2 separate regions of the Mus musculus genome follow, and region 1 is linked to region 2. Evidence: chromatin loops called from intact Hi-C (ENCODE). Cell type or tissue: heart. All regions are shown on one strand. Links, peaks and the distances in the headings refer to the core of each region. The heading gives the core; the rest is flanking DNA.

Region 1 (16,877 bases), core at 3,673-11,672, 67 kb before region 2:
GTGTGTGTATGTGGTGTGGTGTGTGTGTGTGTGTGTGTGTGTGTGTGTGTGTGAGAGAGAGAGAGAGAGAGAGAGTATGTGTGAAGCATTTACATATCTTCTCAGGACATTTCCCTCTTTTTCTCACTTTAGTAACTATTGTAACTCATTGCCACTGTCTCAAGCTTTGGATGCTAAATGGATCCCCGTTTCATACAGAATGCTGAAGCATGTCTGTGGCCAAGTTCTTCCCTTTCCAACCCCATCAAAGAATTTGTTAATACCTCCATCCCCTTTCCTATTCCCTCTAGTCTCAGGTAGAAATTACCTTTTTTTTTTAAAAAAATTTATTTATTTATTTAACGTATATGAATACACTGTCACTGTCTTCAGACACCCCAGAAGAGGGCATCAGATCTCATTACAGATGGTTGTGAGCCACCATGTGGATGCTGGGAATTTAACTTAGGACCTCTGGAAGAGCAGTCAGTGCTCTTAACCACGGAGCCATCGCTCCAGCCCAGAAATTACCTTTCTCATGACTGAATCTATTCTGTTTACTGAGGCTCTGGGTCAGTGCGTGTGAGTTGCCAGGTTCTGGTTCTCTGAGGAGGAATCTGAAGTCAGTTTATCTGTCCAGTCATCTTTCCTTCCCTTCTCCCTTTCTTCCAACAGTCTCCCACTATGACACCTAGGATGGTCTCACCTTGTAATCCCACCTTTCCGAGTGCCAGGATCCCATGTGCTGAGTTCACAGGCCCGCTCTGGCCGACAGGCTTCCAAAGCAGGCCCCTCGGGCTGTTGGCAATGCAGCCACAGAGCAAGCTCGCTGGAGAAACCAGCTGTTCTGTGTCCTCTTGTCTCCTTTGCTCTTCCAAGGCTCGTCTCTTTTTTGCTTTGTTTTCAAATGTTCCTTACTTTCTTCAGTATATAAAACAGGTTTCTCTGACCCATAAAAAGCAAAAGTACTTCCCCAAATCTTTTCTTAAGTCATAAATCTGTTTTATAATTCTGTGTTGATTTTCCTTTGCTGTATTATAAATTACAGTAAAGCTTTACAGCCAAAGGTCACTGACCTGATCATGGGTCAAGCATCAGGGCAGACATGAGCTGAGCATCCTAGCTTGGCGTATCACGAGACCACAACTTTGGTATTGGTGCAGACATCATCTCAGAGGATGCCTGAAAGCACTGACCTCTTTTGGCAGTTCCTTAGAGGCTGTTGTCTAGAAGTCTCCAATAGCCGTGTGCCATGTGGGCCTCTTTCTCGAGCGACTCAAGATGCAGCTGGCTTCCATCAGAATGAACCAACCAAACAAGAGATGGGAAGCCGGATGTGAGCAAGACTGTTTTTTAAAGATTTTATTTTTTAATTTATGTGATATGTAGGGTGGGGGTGAGTGGGATGTGTATGCATTTGTGGGTGTGTGGGATGTGTGTGTTTCTGTGTCTGTATGTGTGTGCATGTATGTGATGTGTGTGAGAGGGGATGGGGGTGTGGATATGTTATGTGTGCAAATGTGTGAAGGGTTGTTTGTGTGTGGTGTATGTGTAAGCATGTGTGTGTAGTGAGTGTATGTGATGTGTGTGTATATGTGTGGTGTGTATGTATGTATGTGATATGTGTATGGTGTGTGTGTGGTATGTGTGTATATGTAAGTGTGTGTGGTGTGTGTTCATGTGTGTGTGTATATGTAAGTGTATGGTGTGTGTGTATGTGATTGTGTGTATGTGTGTGGTGTGTCTGTATGCATGTGATGTATGTATGGTGTGTGTGTGTGTGTTTGTGGTATGTGCACATGTAAGTGTGTGTGCATGTAAGTGTGTGTGTATACACACATGTACGCATACATGCACATGAGAGAGAGAGAGAGAGAGAGAGAGAAAGAGAGAGAGTGTTGGTGCCACAGTGAATATGTAGAGGCCAGAAGATGGCTTTGGGTGTTGTTGGTCCTCTGCCTTCTACCTTGTTTGAGACAGGGTCTCTTTCCTGTCAGTCTATACCAGGCCACCCAATCCAGGAAATTTCGGGGATTCTCCCATCTCCATCCCTCATCTCACCATAGGAGCACTGGGACCAAAGACTTCCATATCCAGCTTTACCAGGTTCTAGGAATTCAGACTCAAGTCGTACTGTTCAGGTGGCAAGTGCTTAACCAACTGAGCCACCTCCTCTGTCCCTTCACACTAATGTCTCACATGTTACCCCCTGCCTGCCTCCCTAGAGCATTGCTTTCTACCCTCTTGTCACGCATAGGGAAAACAGGAAGTGACTGAAAACCTGAAGGACAAGTGTCTTCTGGGTAAAGTTTGTTGTCATTACCACCAATATTACACTTCTTATTTATTTGTCACAACGGCCTTCACATGCATCCATGGACACCCATACACGCGAGCGTGTACGCGCGCGCGCGCACACACACACACACACATGCACACCCTGTTTCTTGGCTATAGTGCTAGAAGACTTTCAAATGAATATCTTTTAGATTATTGGACTACATAATTATACAGGAGCAAAACATAATATCTGTATGAACTTTATGTATGGAGTGTATGAAACTAGCCTATTTGCAAGTCAGTACTCTAGCACTTAAAGCTGTATAAAGTATAAGTGGCTTTCTTATGAATCCCATTTTTCCCAAGCTTTATTTTCCTACTCCTATTTCATTGCATTCTCAAAGAGATGTGTGAAATTTTATATAATCATAAAATAGACATTTCAAAAATGCCATTGGTTCTTACACTCAATGTTATGACGATAGCAGGGAGTTTTTGCTGCGCTGTTTCGGATCCTGGAGGAATGCACACGCACACCCGCCCGGGAGCTATCTTCGGATCCATGAATGAAAAGATACACATTCATTAGCTTACTTTTAGAATGCCTTGGCTACTTCAATGGCTGGGCACTCCTATACCTTCCCCGGATGCCCCAGGCCCAATCAGGGAAGTGGCCAGTGGCCACCCACCCGAGTTCTCACCTGGCTGGTTGGCTTTCTATCCTGTCAATACTGTGCCCCATCCTTCTTTCCCAGTCATGGTGATTCTGCTCTAAAATCTAAGGGTCATGGGCCATTGGCCATTGACATCTTTATTGACTGATCAAAAACCAATTGGAGACAAAGACCTTTAGCATTCGGGCACGCAGATTCCCAGTTGAATCAAAGCATTAGAACCAATTTCCAACATGTAACTCTTTATGGTTAGATCATGTGAGATTGTTAACTCTTGGCATACACATAACCTGTCTTTTATTCCTACGCAAGTTAATTAAGATGGGGATATTATCTAAATTGATGCCTTAGTGATGTTTCTTAAAGGGCCTGTCATTAGCTAATCAATCCCTGTCCTAGCAAAAGCAACAAAACTAAAACCCACTGCCAGCCCTTTCTGCAAGTGAGCTCATTAGTCCTGACTAACAAGGCAAACAGTATTTGCAACTCTGTCATTGAGAACACTCTTAGGAGGTCTTCATTAGCCCTGATATATGTGAATACAGACACATGAGAAAGCAAATAAGCAAATACAGGTGATTCATGAGTCGTTCCCAGATAAAGCTAGCTGTGAGGTCCCGGTGTAGAGAGAAAGAGTTGACGGTAGGGCTAAGCTTTGCTGAAGTCAAAGCTGGAAATCCCACTGGTCCTAAGAAAGGTGATAAATGTTATCCTATATTTAGAAACAGCCATTGGGGGCTGGTGAGATGGCTGAGCGGGTAAAATCACTGACTGCTCTTCTGAAGGTCCTGAGTTCAAATCCCAGCAACCACATGGTGCCTCACAACCATCCGTAATGGGATCTGACGCCCTCTTCTGGTGCATCTGAAGTCAGCTATAGTGTACTTATGTAAATAATAAATAAATCTTTGGGCCAGAGCAATCAGGGACTGAGCAAGCTGAGTTGACCGGAGTGAGCAGAGGTCCTAAAAATTCAGTTCCCAACAACCACATGAAGGCTCACAACCATCTGTTTTATGTACTCACATACATAAAATAAATAAATAAACCCTTGAGAGAGAGAGAGAGAGAGAGAGAGAGAGAGAGAAAGGAAGGAAGGAAGAGCCATTGGCCGAGCCTTTGTGAATAAACCAATTCCTGCTGTTCATAAGAGACAAATGAGGCTCTGCTGATTTATCTCGGGCAGATCATGTGCCCTGAGCTGTTCCCTGACAGTAGAGACAGATTTACACACACTCTCGCGCTTTCTGGCTCAGCACTTGTGTAGGGCAGTGGACCATGCCAGGAAACTTGGTAAGGTCGAGTGGGTTGGAAGTGTAGAAACCTGAGAGAACAGTAGCTGCTTCGCCTGCTTCCAACCAGACCCCTGTCAGTGACCGGGCTCCCTACATAGAAACGAGACCACCACGTAGATCAGAACAGAGTTATCCATGCTGTTGCGCTTTCTAGAAGCCCTGAGGGTTTAGCCAATAAGACTGCCTGCCCAGACATTCTTTCCTGCAAAACGTATTTAATCTCTGGTCCACATTAAGGAGATGGTATGCACCCATTTTCCATGATGAACAATCAATAAACAGTTTGGAACTAAAGACTGTCTCTCACCTAGAACTGCCGCGGAGAGCACGGAGAAAGCTTTGGTCTACAGCGCCGCACAGCCTGTCTCCTGCTGAAGCCCCTCTGAGCTCCCAGACAACCGCTGCTAAACTAAGGACAGTCGCAGATGAGCTAAGCTGGTGTTCTCCCTTACCTAGGCCCTCCTCAGCAGCGACTGGATGTCCAGAAGTTTGGGAGCCCTCAGCCCCAGGGTCCTCATCAAAGACCCATGGATCCCCTGACCCTCCGATCCGACTCCTCTTCGCAGTTTGCAGTGGCGACTGGACACTCAGGAGTCAGGGAACCCCAGCTTCGACTTCCCACATCTTAGGCTGTGTCTTCCCATTCCCCTGATAGGTGGGTGTATCGGCGCTTTCCTTGAGCCCAGCACCGGACAGCAGGCATAAGATAAATGCAATCTAGCGCCTCTGAGTTCCAGCGGAGTTCTTACACCCCAGCGGCGAGGCAGAATGCTAAACCACACATTTGTGCAAACACCTGAGTGTATTCAAGATACAACCAGGATGGTGGAAGTATTAAAGAAGAAAATCAAAGTATCTGACCACAGAATCTCATGTTAACGTCTATCAAAAGTCAGGTTTGAGGGTAGAGATGTGAGTCAGTGGCAAAGCATTTTCTAGCATGAGCCAGGCTGTGCATTTTCACACATGCCTCGTCCCCTAGCCCGTGCACAGACGCGCGCGCGCGCCCACACACAGTGGGTTTGGTGTAGCATAACTTTGAGTTCACTGGAAATCAGACTACAGACTATGTAGCATATCTTTACTGGATTCTACGAAGGTCTTTTTTTGTTTGATTCTTTTAGTTCAAGCTGATTTAACCTGAATTTTCCTCAGGACTCTTTTCTACCCATCTTGATTAGTTTTCGTTGTCATTGGACGGTAGGGCTCTGTTCTTTGCCAATCTCTGTTTCTGCTTTTGCTTTCTTTCCCAAGAATTTGCTGACCTGCTCACGCCATCCTCTCTACCTGGCTCCAACTCGTGGCCTGCTTAGCTTAGCTCTTGTCTAACAATCTGTAAAGGCTTACATCCATCACACAGGACAAGACTGAGAGAGCCATTAAAACAGGGGGAGCCAGTTCTGTCCGCCCTGTGACCTCTGCTACTGAAATGGTCTCAACTGTGGGCTGTTTAGTTGAAGTTTCCCAACAGTTTTGGATTACAACCTTCAAGTAAGGAAGATGCAGATGCATAGATGTGATGCAGATGAATAGAATACAAACATTTCCCTCATTTTTAAAAGATTTATTTATTATTATATATAAGTACACTGTAGCTGTCCTCAGAAGAGGGCGTCAGATGTCATTACAGATGGCTGTGAGCCACCATGTGGTTGCTGGGATTTGAACTCAGGACCTTCGGAAGAGCAGTCAGTGATCCTAACCTTTACGGTATGAATACAGAGTCTTCGTGGGAGAAAGTGCTTCATGTACCAAACAAATTCAAGGGAACAAATGCTAATTTGGAGTTATTTCACAAAAAATAAATGTGGAACGACAGTCCGACTGTTAGAGATTAAAACCCAGGAAATAAAAGTCTTAATATATTCCCTCAAGTAAGTAATGATCTTCCATGTGTCTGGGTGTTTGTTTTGTTTTGGTTTTTTTTTTTTTTGTTGTTTTTGTTTTTCGAGACATGGTTTCTCTGTATAGCCCTGGCTGTCCTGGAACTCACTTTGTAGACCAGGCTGGCCTCGAACTCAGAAATCCTCCTGCCTCTGCCTCCAGAGTGCTAGGATCTAAGGCATGCGCCACCACTCCCGGCATGATTTTCAGTTTTGTTTCAGCTAAAATTATTTGCACCAGACTCAAAGAAATATATATATATATATTATATATATATGCATGCTACACATGACTGTTTAATATTTTAACTCTTTCATGACTGCTGGTATTTAGTATTTAGTGTTATTAGGGTATTACTGCTGTGAAGAGACACCATGACCAAGGCAACATTTACAAAGGACAGTATGTAATGGGGGCTGGCTTACAGTTGCAGAGGTTCAATCCATTTTCATCATGGCAGGAGGCATGGCAGTGTCCAGGCAGAAATGGTGCAGGAGAAGGAGATGAGAGCTCTATATCTTGGCTCCCGAGGCAGGCAGAAGGAGACTGTCCCTTCCACACTGGGCAGACCTTGAGCGCTAGGATCCCTCAAAGTCCACCCTCACAGTGACACACTTCCTCCAACAGGGCCACAACTATTCCATCACACCTCTTAATAATACCACTTCCCATGTGCCAAGCATATGCAAACCACCAAAGTATATTCTACTTTTTAAAATTACTGATGGATTGTTACATTTGAGAAACAATGTGAGGATTAAATCAAAGGAAACACAGGGTGGCTGGAGAGATGGCTCAGAGGTTAACAGCACTGACTGCTCTTCCAAAGGTCCTGAGTTCAATTCCCAGCAGCCACATGGTGGCTCACAACCATCTGTAATGGGATCCAATGCCCTCTTCTGGTGTGTCTGAAGACAGTTACAGTGTATGAACACATAAAATAAATAAATCTTTATTTTTTAAGAAAAAGAAAGAAACACAGAAGAGCACATAACAGAAACCTTTGTTCCTATACTTTGTTAAAATTACAGTAATGAGCTGGGTGTGGTGACGCATGCCTTTAATCCCAGCACTTGGGAGGCAGAGGCAGGCAGATTTCTGAGTTCAAGGCCAGCCTGGTCTACAGAGTGAGATCCAGGACAGCCAGGGCTACACAGAGAAACCCTGTCTCGAAAAAAACAAAAAACAAAAAAAAAACAAAAACAAGCAAACAAAAATTACAGTAATGGAGTACTATGCTGTCACTAATGATATTTAGTCGGGATATTTGTTGCCTTCTTTTTTTATTATTATTATTGATACATTTCTTATGTATACAGCATTCTGCCTGCAGGCCAGAAGAGGGCACCAGATCTCATTATAGATGTCTATGAACCACCCTGTGATTGCTGAGACTTGAACTCAGGACCTCTGGAAGAGAGGCCAGTGCTCTTAACCTCTAAGCCACCTCTCCAGCCCCTCTAGTCAAGATATTTGAATTTGGTGTTGGGCCTGTGGTCTGTGATGGCACTGGGGAACTACATGCCTAACCGGACAAAACAGGACAAAACAATGCTTAGCTGTGTCTTTTACTTCTACCCTGCTGGAGCCCTTGTCCGTGTGTTTAGTAGCCCAGAAGAGATGTAGTGTCATCGAAAAGAAGGCTCTGACCACTTCCCGTTGTTCAAGTGAGTGGCCTTGGAATATTTTGAGCCGTCTTTATTTATACAGAAATTCAGAACATTCAGACTCTCTAATGAACTCTCTACTGATGACCTTTAGACCGTATCTCTCCAGGCCCTATCTCTCCAGGCCCTGTCTTTCCAGGCCCTGTCTCTCCAGGCCCTGTCTCTCCAGACCCTGTCTCTCCAGGCCCTGTCTCTCCAGGCCCTGTCTCTCCAGGCCCTGTCTCTCCAGACCCTATGTCTCTCCAGGCCCTGTCTCTCCAGGCCCTGTCTCTCCAGGCCCAGTCTCTCCAGGCCCTATCTCTTTAGACCCTATCTCTCCAATCCCTATCTCTCCAGGCCATATGTCTCCAGGCCCTGTCTCTCCAGGCCCTATCTCTCCAGGCCCTGTCTCTCCAGACCCTATGTCTCTCCAGGCCCTGTCTCTCCAGGCCCTGTCTCTCCAGGCCCAGTCTCTCCAGGCCCTATCTCTTTAGACCCTATCTCTCCAATCCCTATCTCTCCAGGCCATATGTCTCCAGGCCCTGTCTCTCCAGGCCCTGTCTCTCTAGGCCCTGTCTCTCTAGGCCCTATCTCTCCAGGCCCTGTCTCTCCAGGCCCTATCTCTCCAGGTCCTGTCTCTCCAGCCCCAGTCTCTCCAGCCCCTGTCTCTCCAGGTCCTGTCTCTCCAGCCCCTGTCTCTCCAGGCCCTGTCTCTCCAGTCCCTATCTCTCTAGGCCCTATGTCTTCAGACCCTGTCTCTCCAGGCCCTATCTCTCCAGACCCTGTCTCTCCAGGCCCTATCTCTTCAGACCCTATCTCTTTAGACCCTCTCTCTCCAGGCCCTCTCTCTCCAGCCCCTGTCTCTCCAGGTCCTGTCTCTCCAGCCCCAGTCTCTCCAGCCCCTGTCTCTCCAGGCCCTCTCTCTCCAGGCCCTCTCTCTCCAGCCCCAGTCTCTCCAGCCCCTATCTCTCCAGGCCCTCTCTCTCCAGGCCCTCTCTCTCCAGCCCCAGTCTCTCCAGCCCCAGTCTCTCCAGCCCCAGTCTCTCCAGCCCCTGTCTCTCCAGGCCCTGTCTCTCCAGGCCCTATGTGTCTAGGCCCTATGTATCTAGGCCCTAAGTAAATTTTGAACTCTCCCTCTCCTCAGTGTCTTGGCTTGCTTAGGTGCTCAGAAGTAGCTGACTTCTCCAAGTTCCTTCCTCTTTACCTCCGTATCCCCATCAATTTTGAGACCATCCAGTAAGGGATCTATCGGTCATGCCTTTCCGTAACCTTGTAAGCAGGAATCACTGCTCCATCTCCTAAGGATTGACGCTGTCCTTCTGGATACCTTCCCACTGGCCTTTTACCAAGCAGTCATCACAGAGCAGTCATCACAGAGCAACCGTGTGCCTTCCCATGGAGAAACAACAGAGCTCCCGCCAATCCCCTCATGTAAAATCCAGAGAGGGGGGTAAAACGTTTAGAATGTGTTCTTGGGTCAAAGCCACAAGCACCTTTAACCAAAGCAAGCCAAATTCCTGTGGCACTAAGGACTTATCATGTAGTTATAGAAAAGTGAGTAAACAGACCTTTTTCTTTTTCTTTTTTTTTCTTCTTTTTTTTTCCAGGGAGGCCATTAGCATATGGCCTCCCTCCATATGCTTATCAGTTGTATGTTTTGTCACCGTCTCAACACCCCTGAAAACACTGACCTTAAAAGGGAGATGACAGCTTGATCTCCATCCCCAAAAGAAACAAGAAGAAAAAACAAAGGGGTTAAAATGTTTCAGCTCAGTCTCTTCAGTGGTGGCGACAATGTGGCAGACAATGTGGCAGAGCAGAGCCATCCCAACCAGGAGGCAGAGCAGAGATGCCTGCGTTTCCCAGTCATGTCCTTTCTCTGCTTCCATCCATCTAGGCTCCTGGCCCTTTAAATCGGGGGTTCAGCACTCTCATGGGGGGCGGGAGGGTGTGCCATTCTGGTTCCTGTCCTCATGCTTGAAAATAGAGGTAGCTGGCACAGCCTAGATGTGTAGAAGGAGCTGGGTGAGTCAGTAGACTTAGAGCTGTGTAAATGCACCACCAATATTGGCACCATTGGTGCCAGGGTCCATAGGCCCACTCAGAAGAGTGATTGAGGTTAAGAGGGTCTCAAGGAGGGGATGGAGAGATGGCTCAGAGGTTAAGAGCACTGACTGCTCTTCCTAAGGTCCTGAGTTCAAATCCCAGCAACCACATGGTGGCTCACAGCCATCTGTAACGAGATCTGACACCCTCTTCTGGATTGTCTGAAGACAGCTACAGTGTACTTACATATAATGAATGAATGAATGAATGAATAAATAAATAAAGAGGGGCTCAAGGGTGCTTAACAGGAAGCTTCTAAAAACGTGCTGTGGGTGTGGCCATCGAAGGATGGATGAGTCAGAGGTCTCCATCCTCCCCAGATCACGGCCTCAGGACTTGACTGGAAAGAACTGTTACCATGGAAAATATTTCTAAGTATACCGAGATACCCAAAATTAAATTCTTTAAGAACCAAAGCAGACATTCACAGGTTTTTTCAAAAAGAAGAAGAAAATTCATATCTTTCAGTTTCAATTTATGTGTCTGAGTGTTTTGTCTACATGGGTATCTGTGTACCACATGCGTGGCTAGTGTTCACAGAGGCCAAGAGGCCAGCTGGTTCCCTGAAACTAGAGGTAAAAATGTGTGGATACTGGGAGTCAAACCCAGTCTTCATAGAGCAGCCAGTGTTCTTAATTGCTGAATCTTTAAAAAAAAAAGATTTATTTATTTTATGTATATGAGTATACTATTGCTCTCTTCAGACACACCAGAAGAGGGCATCGGATCCCATTTCAGATGGTTGTGAGCCACCATGTGGTTGCTGGGAATTGAACTCAGGACTTCAGAGCCAGCTCTCCAGCCCCTCCAGCCCCTCCAGCCCCTCTTTTAAGGGTTTTTGGTTTTTTGGGTTTTTTTTTGTTTGTTTGTTTGTTTTGTTGGTTTTTTTTTTTTTTTTTTTTACAAAGTTGTCTGTGCGTTTGTGCTTGCCTACATACACATGAGGTTGCATATACCACAGGACATATACAAAAAGTCAGAAGACTAAGCCGGGCGTGGTGGCGCTCGCCTTTAATCCCAGCACTCTGGAGGCAGAGGCAGGCGGATTTCTGAGTTCGAGGCCAGCCTGGTCTACAAAGTGAGCTCCAGGACAGCCAGGGTTACACAGAGAAACCCTGTCTCGGGGGGGGGGGGGGGGGGGGGGAGTCAGAAGACAACCTCTGGGAGTCCGTTTTCTCTGTCTACCAACCACACCTAGGGGTTGAACTCAGGTTTTTTGGCTTAGTAGCAAGTGCCTTTACCTACACTGAGCCATCTTGATGGCCTGATAGTCATGTCTTTGATATTGCTTTGTTCCCAGCTTGGGCTCTAGACATACACATTTGCATTTGGGGAGGTGTAGTGGTTTGAACAAGACTGGCTTCCATGGGCTCATATGTTTCCATGTTTAATCACCATCAGTTCAGTACAACCGTTTGGGGGAAATTAGGAGGCGTGGCTTTGTGGGAGGAGGTGTGTCACTGGAGGTTAGACTATGAGGTTTCAAAAGCCCATGCCACCCTGGGTATGGTGGCGCATGCTTTTAATCCCAGCACTTGGGAGACAGAGGGAGGTGGATTTCCCTCGTTCAAGGCCGGCCTGATCTACAGATTGAGTTCTTGGACAGTCAAGGCACAGAGAAACCCTGTCTCAATAAATAAATAAATAAATAAATAAATAAATAGCCCATGCCACACACGTCTCTCTGTCTCTCTCTGTCTCTGTCTATCTCTGTCTCTCTCTCTCTCTCTCTCTCTCCTCCTCCTCCTCCCCCCACCCCCGGCCCTTTGCCCCCTTTTGCCTGTAACTTCTGAATCAGGCTATAGCTCTCAGCTACTGCTCCCGCGCCATGCCTGCCTGCTAGCTGCCATGCTTTCCACCACTGTGATCATGGACTCACTGCCGGAAACTGTAAGCAAGCCCCCAGTTAAACTCTTTCTTTTATGAGTTGCCTTGGTCATGGTGTCTCTTCATGGCAATAGAACAGTAACGAAAACAGGTTTGGGTGAAGGAAGGATTAATTAGTCTTTAACTAAATGATCTAAAATAGCATGCCTACAGGAAACGTTAGGAGGAACAAACTCAAAACACGGTAGACAGAAACAAAATGAAGGACAAGAAACTGGTTTTACTCGAAAAAACAAACAAACAAACAAAAAAAAACCAAAACAACCACCCCTCCAACCTCAAAAAAAAAAAAAAAAAAAAAAAAAAAAGAAGAAGAAGAGGGTTTTAGCTTGCAGGCCCAAGCGAGAAGTCAGTGATTCTTAGTAAAAAACAGGTTTTTTGTTTTTTGTTTTTGTTTTTTGGTTTTTCAAGACAGGGTTTCTCTGTGTAGCCCTGGCTGTCCTGGAACTCACTCTGGCCTTACCAGGCTGGCCTCGAACTCAGAGATCTGCCTACCTCTGCCTCCTGAGTGCTGGGATTAGAGGCATGTGCTACCACGCCCAGCAAAAAACAGTTTTTAAGTTCCTGTTATAAAAATACCAAATAGTGTCCTCTATACAAAAAATAGGAAAAAGAAAAGAAAAAGAAAAGAAAAGGAAAGGAAAGGAAAGGAAAGGAAAGGAAAGGAAAGGAAAGGAAAGGAGAGGAAAGGAAAGGAAAGGAAATTATTCTAGATAGACATTCTCAGGAAATAGGGTTTTATGAAATGGCTCAGCTCATATAGGCACTTATAGTCTGATAAGTTATATTCAGGAACCCACACTGTGAAAGGAGAGAACCAACTCCAGAAAGTGTGCTCGAATGTGCGCAACACACACATACACACACACACACACACACACACACACACCACACACACACACAATAACAAGTTCTCAAGTAGAAGAAGGAATGAAGAGAATACAATATGGAAATTCTAAACGCAAATGAGCACAGACTGTATAATACAAGAGCAAGAGTTTCCTGTGATGCTCAAGAAAATAGCAAATGTAATCTACGATAATGTAAGTACATAAACCAATAAAGTGCTAATTAATATCAGAATTTGCTGTCATGAATATGTGCGCACATCCCAATAGAAATCCTTGTGGGTTGGTTGTTGCCTGCCTTCAAAGGCACTGGGCTGATTCTATGAGGGATATTGTTTTGCCAGGCTGAAATTAACTGAGTAATACTGGTTATATTATGAGATATGGTTTCCCACCTCCCAAAGTCTCTAGGCTCCATGGCAGAGACAGTGCAAAACAGAAGGGGCCTACATACATACAGTAATAGTACAGCCCTCAAAGCCACTCAGAGATACCCAAAAGATAAATGGCCAAGGTTCGAAAGGGCCTTACTAAACACGAGAGAGACTTGAGACTATTCAGCTTACGGTTATAAAGAGTCACCAACAGTTTCTCCAAAACCTAGACAACGAAGCCTTCCAGCTCCAGGGATCCCCATGGTTGGGCTTTCTAGTTACCAGTGAAAGGGGAGAATGGGAGACCAAACCTTTTAGGTCCAGACTCCATCCTAGACCTAAGGTTGAACTTGAGTTAACTAACAAACTGGCACCTAGCACCAGTTTCCAGGTTATTCCCCAACAAATCTGCACCTCCAAGTTACAAGCCCGCCCCTGTCACTTCACTTCCTAACAACCACCAATCAGGAGGAGAACAGAAGTTACGTTTATGGTCTGGTTCCCAGCACCAGCCAATTATGCTTAAGGCCGTAATGTTTCCCCAATCAGATGTGTGCCAGTCTAGATACCCTCTTCTTGCCTCTGTAAATGCTTACCTGAAACTGAGGGCCTCCTCCCATTCTCCTGCATCAGGGACGGTGGTGTGGCCCAAGCTCGAGCTTGAATAAAGAGACCCTAGTGCGATTGCATCGTAATTGGCTCCTTGGTGGTCTTTAGGGGGGAGGGGCTCATAAACTTTCCTGGAACAACAAGGAGAACTGACCCTTTGACTTCAATTTGCGCCCTGTGGCATGTCGCATGCACTCTCATCCACATAATATACATATTTGCACGCAAATATTTTAAAAGATTTATTTATTTATTTATTTATTTATTTATTTATTTATGTGAGTACACTGTAGCTGTACAGATGGCTGTGAGCCTTCATGTGGTCGTTGGGAATTGAATTTTTGTTTTGTTTTTGTTTTTGTTTTTCGAGACAGGGTTTCTCTGTGTAGCCCTGACTGTCTTGGAACTCACTCTGCAGACCAGGCTGGCCTTAGGAATTGAATTTTTTTAGGACCTCTGCTCGATACACTCACTCTGGTCAACTTCGCTTGCTCAGTTCCTGCTTGCTCCAGCCCAGAGATTTATTATTGTACATAAGTACACTGTAGCTGATTTCAGACACACCAGAAGAGGGCGTCAGATCCCATTACAGTTGATTGTGAGCCACCATGTGGTTGCTGGGAATTGAACTCAGGACCTCTGGAAGAGCAGCCAGTGCTCTTATCCGCTGATAATGGGATCTGATGCCCTCTTCTGGTGTGTCTGAAGACAGCTACAATGTGCTCATATACATAAAATAAATAAATAAAGATAAAAAAAAAAACAAAACCCAATGGCACAGGATCCTCCTTATGCTGTTAGTATATCAGTGGCCATCTGGTTTTGTATGATGGCATCCTTCATCATTTTAACTTCGGAATTTTAAAAAATGAGATCCTAGAGCCGGGCAGTGGTGGCACACACCTTTAATCCCAGCACCAAAAACAAACAAACAAACAAACAAACAGAAAGAAAGAAAGAAAAGAAAATGCCTTTTTTATTGTTGTTGGTTAAAGGGAACTTTTAAATTACTTAATGGTTCAAAAGTATATATAGTCTTGTCTGTGAGAGACTCCTGAGGCAACAATGCTTCTAAGGGATGAGCCCCAAAAGATGTCAGCTGTCAGCTCTCTCTCTCTCTCTCTCTCTCTCTCTCTCTCTCTCTCTCTCTCTCTCTCTCTCTCTCTCTCTCTCTCATGTATACAGCATTCTTCCTGCATGTACACATGTAGGCCAGAAGAGGGCGCCAGATCTCATTATAGATGGCTGTGTGAGCGGCCATGTGATTGCAAGGAATTGAACTCAGCACCTCTGGAAGAGCAGACAATGCTCTTAACTTCTGAGCCATCTCCCCAGCCCTAGTCTGGGTTCTCTTATCTCATGGGGACCCCAACTCAGATAACACTGGACCGTGGCTTTGATGCAGAAAAGAATTCCAGGACCAGCCAGTATGGAGCAGAGTTGAGAGTGTGTTTTGTTTTGGTTTTGGTTTTGGTTTTGGTTTTTGGTTTTTGGTTTTTGGCTTTTGGTTTTTCAAGACAGGGTTTCTCTGTATATCCCTAGCTGTCCTGGAGCTCACTTTGTAGACCAGGCTGGCCTCGTACTCAGAAATCTGCCTGCCTCTGCCTCTAGAGTGCTGGGATTAAAGGCGTGCGCCACCATGCCCATCGAGAGTGTTGTTTTTGTTTTGTTTGTTTGCTTGGGTGTTTTTGTTGTTCTTGTTGTTTGCTTGTTTTTAAAATCCAATAATATACTGAGCTCTCACTGTGTAGTCCTGGTTGACCTGGAACGCACAGTGTAGACCAGTCTGGGATTTAACTCACAGAGATTAACTCTCAAATGTGTACCTCCATTCCCCAGTTACTAAAAAGTATTTTCTATCAGCTTTAAGCATGAGAGTTAACAGTAAGAGAGGCACTCAGAAAGTAAGGTCCGTCCTAGAGTCTGACTGTATGCTTCCGGAAGAAGAATCACACAGGGATAAACTATTAAAACTATTAACACTTTAAGAGTTAATTCAAGTCCGCATTAGCAGCAACCTCCTCCCCCAAGTGTCTTATTCTGAAGAGAAATTCGCCCTCGGGGAAATTCGTCTGCTCAGGCTGCTCCCCATTCATCGGACACATGCAGTAGACAGACCCGTAAGACCAGGTGACATATTGGACACACACAGTAGACAGACCTGTAAGACCCAGTGACATAAATGACTGCTTCAGTCCCCATCGCTGGAGTCAAAGAAGTTTTCTTTCCAGATATAAATGGTTTCCTTGGAGTTGCCTTGAGTCCCAGAGCTCAGGTCCCACGTACAGAGTTAACATCTGATCATATCCATTATCTTGTGTCCGTATGAGGACTCTTGACTGTTGACTGTGGTGGTCCCATAAATAATTTAAATGCAGAATTATGCTCTCTCTATGTCTACGTATTGCTGAACACACACACACACACACACACACACACACACACACACACGTCTTAGGGTTTCTACTGCAGTGAAGAGACACCATGACGATGGCAACTCTCCTAAAGGAAGACGTTTAACTGGGTCTGGCTTACAGTTCCAGAGGTTTAGTCCATTATCATCATGGCGGGAAGTATGGTGACACACAGGCAGATATATGGTGCTGGAGAAGGAGCTGAGACTTCTACACCTTGATCTACAAGCAGCAGAAGGAGACTGTGAACCACACTGGATGTAGCTTGAGCATAGGAGACACACTTCTTCCAACAAGGCCACACCTCTTAAGAGAGCCACTCCCTATGGGTAGGTAAAGCATTCAAACACAGGAGTTTGCTGGGGGCTTGGGGGAGACTTAACGTTTCAAACCTTCTCTCACACGCAGTTTGGAACTGATATCTTGGATTACTTGGCTTTATATGCAACTCTTATCACAGTATTTCCCCCATATTTTCCTTAAGGGATGAGACAGAGGATAGGCTATGAAGCAACCTGATCAGCCTACTTGAGTTTATTTTGAAAGTTCAGTTTGGGGAGATAAGTATTTCCAGGGAAGTAGAAGAGAAGTAACTGAAGAGATTATGAGCCAGGGCAGTGCTGCAAACGTATGGAATTCCTTGGTAATACCGATCAGAGGCAGTTTTGTTTGTATTACGACAAACAATGAGTCCAAAGTGAGAAGCCAAATCTTCTAGCTCAGACTCCATTTTAGAGACCCTGACCTAAGTTTGACTGGTACCTAGCATTCGTTTCCAAGTTGCCCCCTTCCCCACAACAAAACTTGAGCCTAGCTCCAGTCTCTAGGTTCCTTCCCAACCAGACCAGTGTTTCCAGGTTATTATCCCAATAGATCTGTGC
Region 2 (8,000 bases), core at 1-8,000:
AATATGGAACAGTTATTTTTTTTGCGTGTTTCAGCCATTGTCTTCCAGCAGAGCATGGTCAGACCTGAGAATCTTTGGGAATTCTTAGACTGCTCTCCTGAGCTTTGAGTTTCTGACTTCTAGCTAGTAGACAATTGCGATACATATGCACTCTTACACATTAGTAAGGTCCTCTGTTTCAGTCCTTCTCAGAGACGTTTTGTAAACAGAGGAGTCCCGGGGGGGGGGGGGGCGGGTTGTTAAAGTTCAGAATTTAGAATACAGTTAGAAGGCCTGGAGGTTCTGCTGTGGCTACAGAAGGAGTGTCCATTGAGTTGGATTTTTGTTGGCGTTCATAGGTGATGTGTAAATTACCGGGGTGTGGGGCCGATTCCATCAGCTCTTCCTCAAGCCATTTCTCCACGCTCTCTCTCGGCCCCTCTGTAGTCACTTGCTGGGTGAGGCCTTCTGATGGACGGGGTTCCCTACCACTCGCTTTGCTTCCTTCCGCCTGTCTCCCTTTGTGGTCTTCTCTTCTGTTCATCTCCTCTCTGCTCCTGTTGGGCTGAGCGTTGGGTTGTCAGTTCCCGATCTGCAGTAAGGAGGCCTCTTTGTCCACCTTCCACAGCAAATAGGCGCCCCCATCAAAACAAGATCAGTTCCAGGTCCAGCACAAGTTTCTGTCTCGACCATAAATCACTAGGCTGACAGGTGTTTGATTTCTAATAATCTGTTTTCCAATAGTCGTGACTGACCCGGTCACATGACATGGAGATTGTAAGTGTAGGTGTCTTCCCGTGTCTGCAGTGTCTCAGGAGCTTCTCCTAAGTCTCCTATGCTTTCTGCCTTTGCTTTGTAGTTTCTCTCCTGATAACTTTTCCACATAATACCCTTTCACCTCGTCTGTGTGTTGTAAAGCTGACATGGCTTCTTTGCACCTGAATCTGGCCTTCCAGGATTGAAATCTCGGGTGGCGTTGTTAAAACACTTGAAATTTGCCTTATTTAAATAGAAGTAAGTATTCCATAACTGAAAAATGTATAACCTTGAGTTTTTAAGATGAGAACACAGTATAAAATACTTCAGTAGATTTTCAAGTCCTGATTATGTGTTGATAAGACTGACATAGTGGGTTAAGAATTGATAAAATTAATTCACTTATCTGTTTATTTTTGTTTTATAGACAGGGTCTCACTGTGTGACCCTGAGGAGCTTCATTTAGATACGGTTGTTGCATATGTGACTCACTCACTTCATACCACAGACTTGACCCGACTCTTAGTTGTGCTGATCAGTGTGTTTGGGTTTATTATTGTTCACACACACACACACACACACACACACACACACACACACACACAGTCAGGATGGTTTCAAACTCACTAAGTAGCTAAGGATGATGTTGAACTTTTTTAAAAAAAAGTTTACATTTAGCCGGGCAGTGGTGGCGCACACCTTTAATCCCAGAACTCAGGAGGCAGAGGCAGGTGAATCTTGGAGTTTGAAGCCAGCCTGGTCTAAGGAGTGAGTTTCCCAACAACCCGGACTTCACAAAGAAACTCACAGAGAGACTTCGTGTCAAGGGGAAAGAATTTAATTCATTTTGTGTGTGTATAAATGTGGATGTGCTCCTGCTCCAGTGCGCATGATGTGGTCAGAGGACAAATTGTAGGAGGCGATTCTCTCCCCATGGTCCCGGGGATTGAATTCCAACTGTCAGGCAGATAGATGCCTTTACCCATCAGCTCTCTTGTCTTTCTGATCCTCCTGCCTCCACCTTCAGAGCGCTGCAGTTATATCTGTGTGCTGTGTGCAGTCAGACCTGTGTGCTGTGTGCAGTCAGACCTGTGGTGTGCTGTGTGCTCAGCTTGATATGGTGCTCCCTACCAACAGCTTCACATCAGCTTACAAAACAAAACTAAAACAAATAAACAAAAATCTTACCAGTGAGATCCTGGAACTCTCAGTCCCAAGTGGGATGTCTCCCTTCCCTCTGTTCTCAGGAAGCTATGTGGAAGAGGATACAGGTTCTTAAGAGCCAGTGGGGATGGAAGACAGCAAGGAAACCAGGCCTCCTACACACAACAGGACTGATGCACTAGAAACTCACAGAGACGGTGGCAACATGCACCAGAGTCCACACAGGTCTAAGCCAGATGGGTTCCTAGTGCTGAGAAGAAAATAGGCCCACGTCCCCACCTCTAACCCTGAGTAGCTCCAGTCAATAACTGCTTCCAGATGAAGCATCCGTTTTCTCCAAGAGATCTCACCTGGGAAACGGACCACACTTAAGGGCAGGCCCCACACCCAGCAGGAGATGGCCAACTCAAAGTGAACTCATGGTATTTTGGAGGTTCTTTGTCTCATGTTGCTTTGGACGTTTTATTTTTCTTTTCTTTTTTAGTCTTCCGTATCTTTTGGTTATATGGTTCCCTAGTTTGTTTTTATGGGATGTTTGTGTGCATGTGTGTGTCTCAGCATCTGTGTGATTTCTCTGTGGCTCTTCTTGTCCTGTTTGTTTTGTCCTATTCTGGTTTGTTTGTTTTCTTTCTTTTGTTTGTTTGTTTATTTGGAGACAGGGTTTCTCTGTGTAGCCCTGGCTGTCCTGGAACTCACTCTGTAGACCAGGCTGGCCTCGAACTCAGAAATAATTCTGCCTTTGCCTCCTGAGTGCTGGGATTAAAGGCGTGCGCCACCACACTCAGCTTTTGTTTTCTTTTTATTTTATCTTCTTATTTTTTAGATGCTTGTTTGTATTCTACTGAGAGGGAAGTAGATTTGGTGGGTGGGAAGGTGGAGAGGATCTGAGAGGAATTGGGAGAGAGAAAACCATAACCAGAATATACTGCATGAAAATAATTTATTTCCAGTATGAAAAGAAAAAAACATAAGAGGCTCAAGAAGCCACAAGGATGAAGCCAGTGAACAGCACTCCTTCATGGTCAGCTTCAGTCCTTGCCTTGATTTCTCTCAATGATGGACTGTGATCATGATAGATAAGCGCAACAAGTTCCCCTGTCCCTCCCCACTAGTCATAGAATCTAGCAACAATATTAAATTATAGGACCAGCTCCCTCAGACATTTACTGCTAATCCCCTGTCACGGATCCTTAGTACATGCTGAACTTCCCTAGAGCCACTGTGATACCCTCACGGCTGACAGAGTAGAGGCGCTTTGCCTAAACAGGTCCTTGGGGAGTTGTTGTGACACCTTTGCCCAAGATGTTAGGCAGCAGGGAGGCAGGGATGAAGTGGCTGAGTACTGATCACCACATTTTGCGCTGTGCTTTGACTGCCCTCTGGTGTTGCGGTTAGGAAACTAACTCAGTGGTTCATCTTTTCAAAGGAAGAGGTAGGTGGTGATTTTAGCTCTGATTTTGATCCTGCTGCTTCTCTTTTCACTGAGCAATCAATAATGATCCTTTAAGCTCTGTAGACAGTCTTTGTTCTCCATGGAATAAGCTTTACTTTTCTGCCTGTTTTCATTCTTTAATCGCACGTCTTTCTGCATGGTAGTTTCTAGCCCTGTTTGCTAAGCCTTCTGTTTCTTTTATCTTTTATTTTCATCCTCACATGCTTAAATCCTGTTCTTTGTACCCAGTCGTAAAGAGAGAGCTAGTAATCTCTTCTAAACTAACATGGCTGTCTATGCTTGTTTACCTAGATAGTGCATGCACACTTCACATGTAACCCGCTCCCACACATGTATGGACCGTCCCTGTTTCTCAGATTGGCCAATCTCATTTCACTGATATTGTGCTGGAATTCTGAGAATCCGCATCCTGTATCTTTTATGCTCTGGCAGACAGTCATCATTCCATCTAAGCTACCACTGTTTCTTCCCTGGGATATGTAAATTCCCCTTCTTCTCTCTTCTCCCTTTCTTATCTTCCCGACTGCATCCACATCTGTTGTGTGTATTGGTTTAGTGTCGGGTTTTCTTCCTGTCCTCAGAGTCCAGAGCTAGCAGAGACCTTGTATCGCCCACTGTGGCATCCTCTTCTCCATTGAGTCTGTAATACAGTTCTTAAGACCTGCTGAGTATGTATCTAGCCACTGACTGATTAGTGACGTCGGAGTGAACCGCACTTAATTACATCAGGATTCCTGAATGCCTTCCATATTGATGCTTCTTTATGTGAGTTACTCTAAATGAATTTTAGGTGATTTTTACTTTTTCCTAGGGAAACATAATTGTTTCTGAAGGGCAGTGTATTTAGGGGGTTATTGATTAGCTAGTGCTCAACTGAACTAAGACAACGAGCTACATGTGTAACGCGGACTGATAATCAATTTAAAATTATTTTCAGAAAAGGCTTTGGGTTTGGTCTTCAGCATAAGGAAAAGAAGGAAAAATAAAAAAATAAAGATAAAAGTATGGGCTGGAGAGATGGCTCAGCAGTTAAGAGCACTGACTGCTCTTTCAAAGGTCCTGAGTTCAAATCCCAGCAACCACATGGTGGCTCAGGACCATCTGTAATGAGATCTGATGCCTTCTTCAGGTATGCAGGCAGAACACTATACATAATAAATTTAAAAAAAAAGACAAAAGAAAAAATGGATAACTTAAATTTAACATGGGAAATATGCTTAATTAAAACTTCTTTGAGCCTTCTCTTTATAGAGGTTCTTTTTAATTTTCTTTCTTTTTTCTTTTTTAAAGATTTATTTATTTATTACATGTAAGTAGACTGTAGTTGTCTTCAGACACACCAGAAGAGGGCGTCAGATGTCATTACAGATGGTTGTGAGCCACCATGTGGTTGCTGGGATTTTAACCCAGGACCTTTGGAAGAGCAGTCAGTACTCTTAACCACTGAGCCATCGCTCCAGGCCTTCTTTTCCTATTAGAGAGGTTTATATCTGAATTTACTTAGTAAGTTTGAATTAGTTGGATGTTTCTCCTGTATAAGGTTTTCCTTCTCTTCCTCCCTACCTCTTGTGTTTCTCTTTTCAGTGCTAGCATCAGACCCAGTGTTGAGCATGTAAAGTGATCCCAACGACTGAGCTGTATCCTCAGCCCTGACTAAATTTTAAGATTTATTTATTTATGCTTACTTACCGCTTTGAATTGATACTGCTTAATACGGTTGTTGAATTTACAGAAAAAGACCACAATGATTTTATAAAGGTGGTAGGATCGGTAAGTCTGTGCCCTGAGGGCACCAGGCTGAGCCCAGGATGTAGTAGCTAGAGACAGCATCAATAATGTCTGGGTTTGATGGATCTCTTTAGTTTGACCTTGGTGTCTTGGGTCTTTCAGGATTTTAAGGTATCCGTGCTATTCTCTTATCAGTGCCCTGCCTCCCCATGAAAACAAACTGATTAACTTCTAACTTTGGAGATAAATGTATGTACAGGTGGGGTGTCTCTTCTGGGTGCCTGGTGAGGAATTTTCAGATCATGTTTTGAAACATTTACATAAACTTTATGGGTGAACATCTCGGGTGTGAACTCTGAAGTGTGGCCCAGCAGGGAGCCTCGTGAGCGCCATGCTGTTGGAGAGCGCCATGCTCTTGGAGAGCGCCATGCTGCTGGAGACAGGCTTCCGACTCTGCAGCCTTTGGATGAAGGATGCCCATCACTAACATGTTTAGAAGGGAGAAACCTCTATTTATGAGCTGCTTTCCTTGGAAAGTTTTGCAATTCCTAGGGGTTTCTGAGAGCAGAAGAGACTGGTTTGTTGTTGTTGTTTGTTTTTCTTCACATTTTGGAATACAGTAGCCGCACACTTAATCTCCTGGTCAAACCCCAGCTGAGAAAAGTGGTATGTGCTTAATCATAGGTTGGTAAAAGTTTCCCGTTAACTAGGGGAAACTTGCCATTTTGTGTACATTTCTGGATAGAGAATGCAATTAACTAATCTTTCTTTTATCCTTCAAAGGGACATGAGAGACGGCTTCAGAAGAAAGAGTTTCTACTCTTCACATTATTCGAGAGATCGGTCTCCCCATAAAAGGGACGCTCCCTTCTTCAGAGAATCCCCTGTCGGCCGGAAGGACTCCCCACACAGCAGATCCGGCTCCAGTGTCAGCAGCAGAAGCTATTCTCCAGAGCGAAGCAGGACTCACTCCTTCCATCAGTCTCAGCATAGAAGTATGTCTGCTTTTCTTGTTTCCTCTCTAAAGTGCATCTCCAGGGAGATGTTCCTACAAGGCATGCTTTTCTTCTGTCATTGCGAACACTCAGAGACTTGACAGAATAGTATAGTAAGTGGTGCACATAGCATTCCTCAATTCTCTGTGTGACAACTCATGTTCAATTCTTGCGGTGTGTAAAAGAGAGTCTTGTCATCAAGTCTAAGTCAGTCCACCCCCGTCCTTTCTAGCAGTCCAAACAAGAACTTATCGTTCTTGTTGGATTCTTGTGTTCAGGGAATATCGATATAAGTCTTCTGTTATTGGCAAAGCAGTAGAGCTTCACAGAACACATCTGTTTTGCATATAGATGTGTGAATGGTGACAGAAGAGGTAGCACTGAAGGGCTAAAAGGAAGGCTCCGTGGATAAGAGCAATTTGCGCACTAAGTTTGATCCTTAGAACCTATAGAAAAGGGAGACACAGGGGTTCTATTCCTCGTTCTCCTAGACAGATGGGAAGCTTGCCGATCATCTAGCCTACTGTACACAGTGGTGAGCATTGAGAGACATCTCACACAAGGCAGAAAGTCAGGGCCAACATTCAAGGTTGTCTTCTGAATTCCACGTGTGTGCCATGATCCTTTTGTGTCTGTGTTCCTACATGTGAATATGCACACACCCACAAGGTTGTTTGTTTGTTTTAACGTATTTAATGTGTATGGATGTGTTGTCTGCTCCTCTGTGCACCAGCTGTACTACTTGTATGTCTGTGACTGCCCGGTTCCCTAGAAGGCCAGAAGGGGGCACTGGATCCCTTAGAATTAGAGTTATAAATGCTGTGAGCCACAATGTGTTGGTGGGAATTGAATTGGAGTCCTCTAGAAGAGCAACAAGTGCTCTTAACCACTGAAATTCTGTCTAGACCCCGAAAAAAAGAATTTTTTAAAAAGTATGTTGTGGTGGTTTGAATATCCTTGGCTCAGGGAGTGGCACTATTAGGAGGTGTGACCTTGTTGGAGTAGGTGTGGCCTTATTGGAGGAAGTGTTTGCCTTTGGAACAAGATGTAGAAATCTCAGCTCCTTCAGAGTGTGTTAAAATGTACCTTATAATTGAAATCCTGATATGATTTTAAATAGTTCTATAAATACAAATATTAAGTGAAGATAACAATTTTATTATTCCTTATACCCTTATTCTTTTAATTCTTCAATCCCAATCCTATTCCAGCTAGGGGCGGAACAAGAATTTCGATGAATACAGTAGCTTTGTTACTGGGCTAAGTCTAGCCCTTATGTGCGTGTGTGGGTGCATGTATGTATGTGTGTGTGTGCGCGTGCATGCGTGGGTGCATGCATGTGCGAATGTACACATGTGTGGCAAGAGGACTTCTTGGGTGTCATCTTCAGGAATGCTTTCTGCCTTCTTTGAGATTAGGTCTCTTGTTTGCTGGAACTTTCTACTTAAGAGTAGAGCAGTGATCAGGGTCTGGGGCTCTGCCTGTCTCTGCCTCCTCAACATTAAGATTTCAAGCATGTGTAACCATGTCTGATTTTTCTGTTCAACTGAAAAAGTTCATCTATTTATTTAATTTTTCTGTGGGGGTGGGGGTATACACACATTTGGCATATGTGTAGAGGTCAGAAAACTCCTTTCATCAAGTAGATTCCTGCCTTCACTCGCTGAGCCGTCTCCCTGACTGCATGCCTGGATTTTCCACTTGGAGGCTGGGGGTCATTCAGGCTCTCGTGCTTCTGAGGTAAGCACTTCACCGCAGGTGCCATCTTTCCCCAGACATCAGTTCTTTCCTTATTGCTAGTGTGTCTTTTCCCTGCCCTTGTGTGGGTGGATGTCACCAAGTGGATTTTTCCCCAAGAGTACGGCTTGGGGAAAATCCGTGTGAGCCCCGTGTAATTGAACTCAGACTGTCACAATTGGCAAGGT

What was found. Peaks named below come from ENCODE experiments on the same cell type or tissue, not always from the same donor. Only the 100,000 strongest peaks of a DNase experiment are listed, where the experiment ranks them.
Region 1: a loop joins it to region 2, with 6 times the contacts of the local background. A loop is called at or near these places in 6 of 42 quality-filtered maps.

Annotation. Positions count from the first base shown.
Region 1 is chr15:93,364,599-93,381,475 of GRCm38, forward strand. No RefSeq gene overlaps it. Among named protein-coding and RNA genes, the nearest start is that of Zcrb1, 25 kb to the right of the region's middle. In heart, for the core only: a CTCF peak has its summit at 7,448 (motif pointing right); no DNase peak of the experiment used is centred there; H3K27ac peaks cover 464 bases.
Region 2 is chr15:93,435,638-93,443,637 of GRCm38, forward strand. It overlaps Pphln1 (periphilin 1), which reads left to right. Exons shown (of 9, transcript NM_175363.4): 4 at 5,864-6,075. Among named protein-coding and RNA genes, the nearest start is that of Pphln1, 41 kb to the left of the region's middle. In heart, for the core only: CTCF peaks have their summits at 3,282 (motif pointing left), 4,682 (motif pointing right) and 6,845 (motif pointing right); no DNase peak of the experiment used is centred there.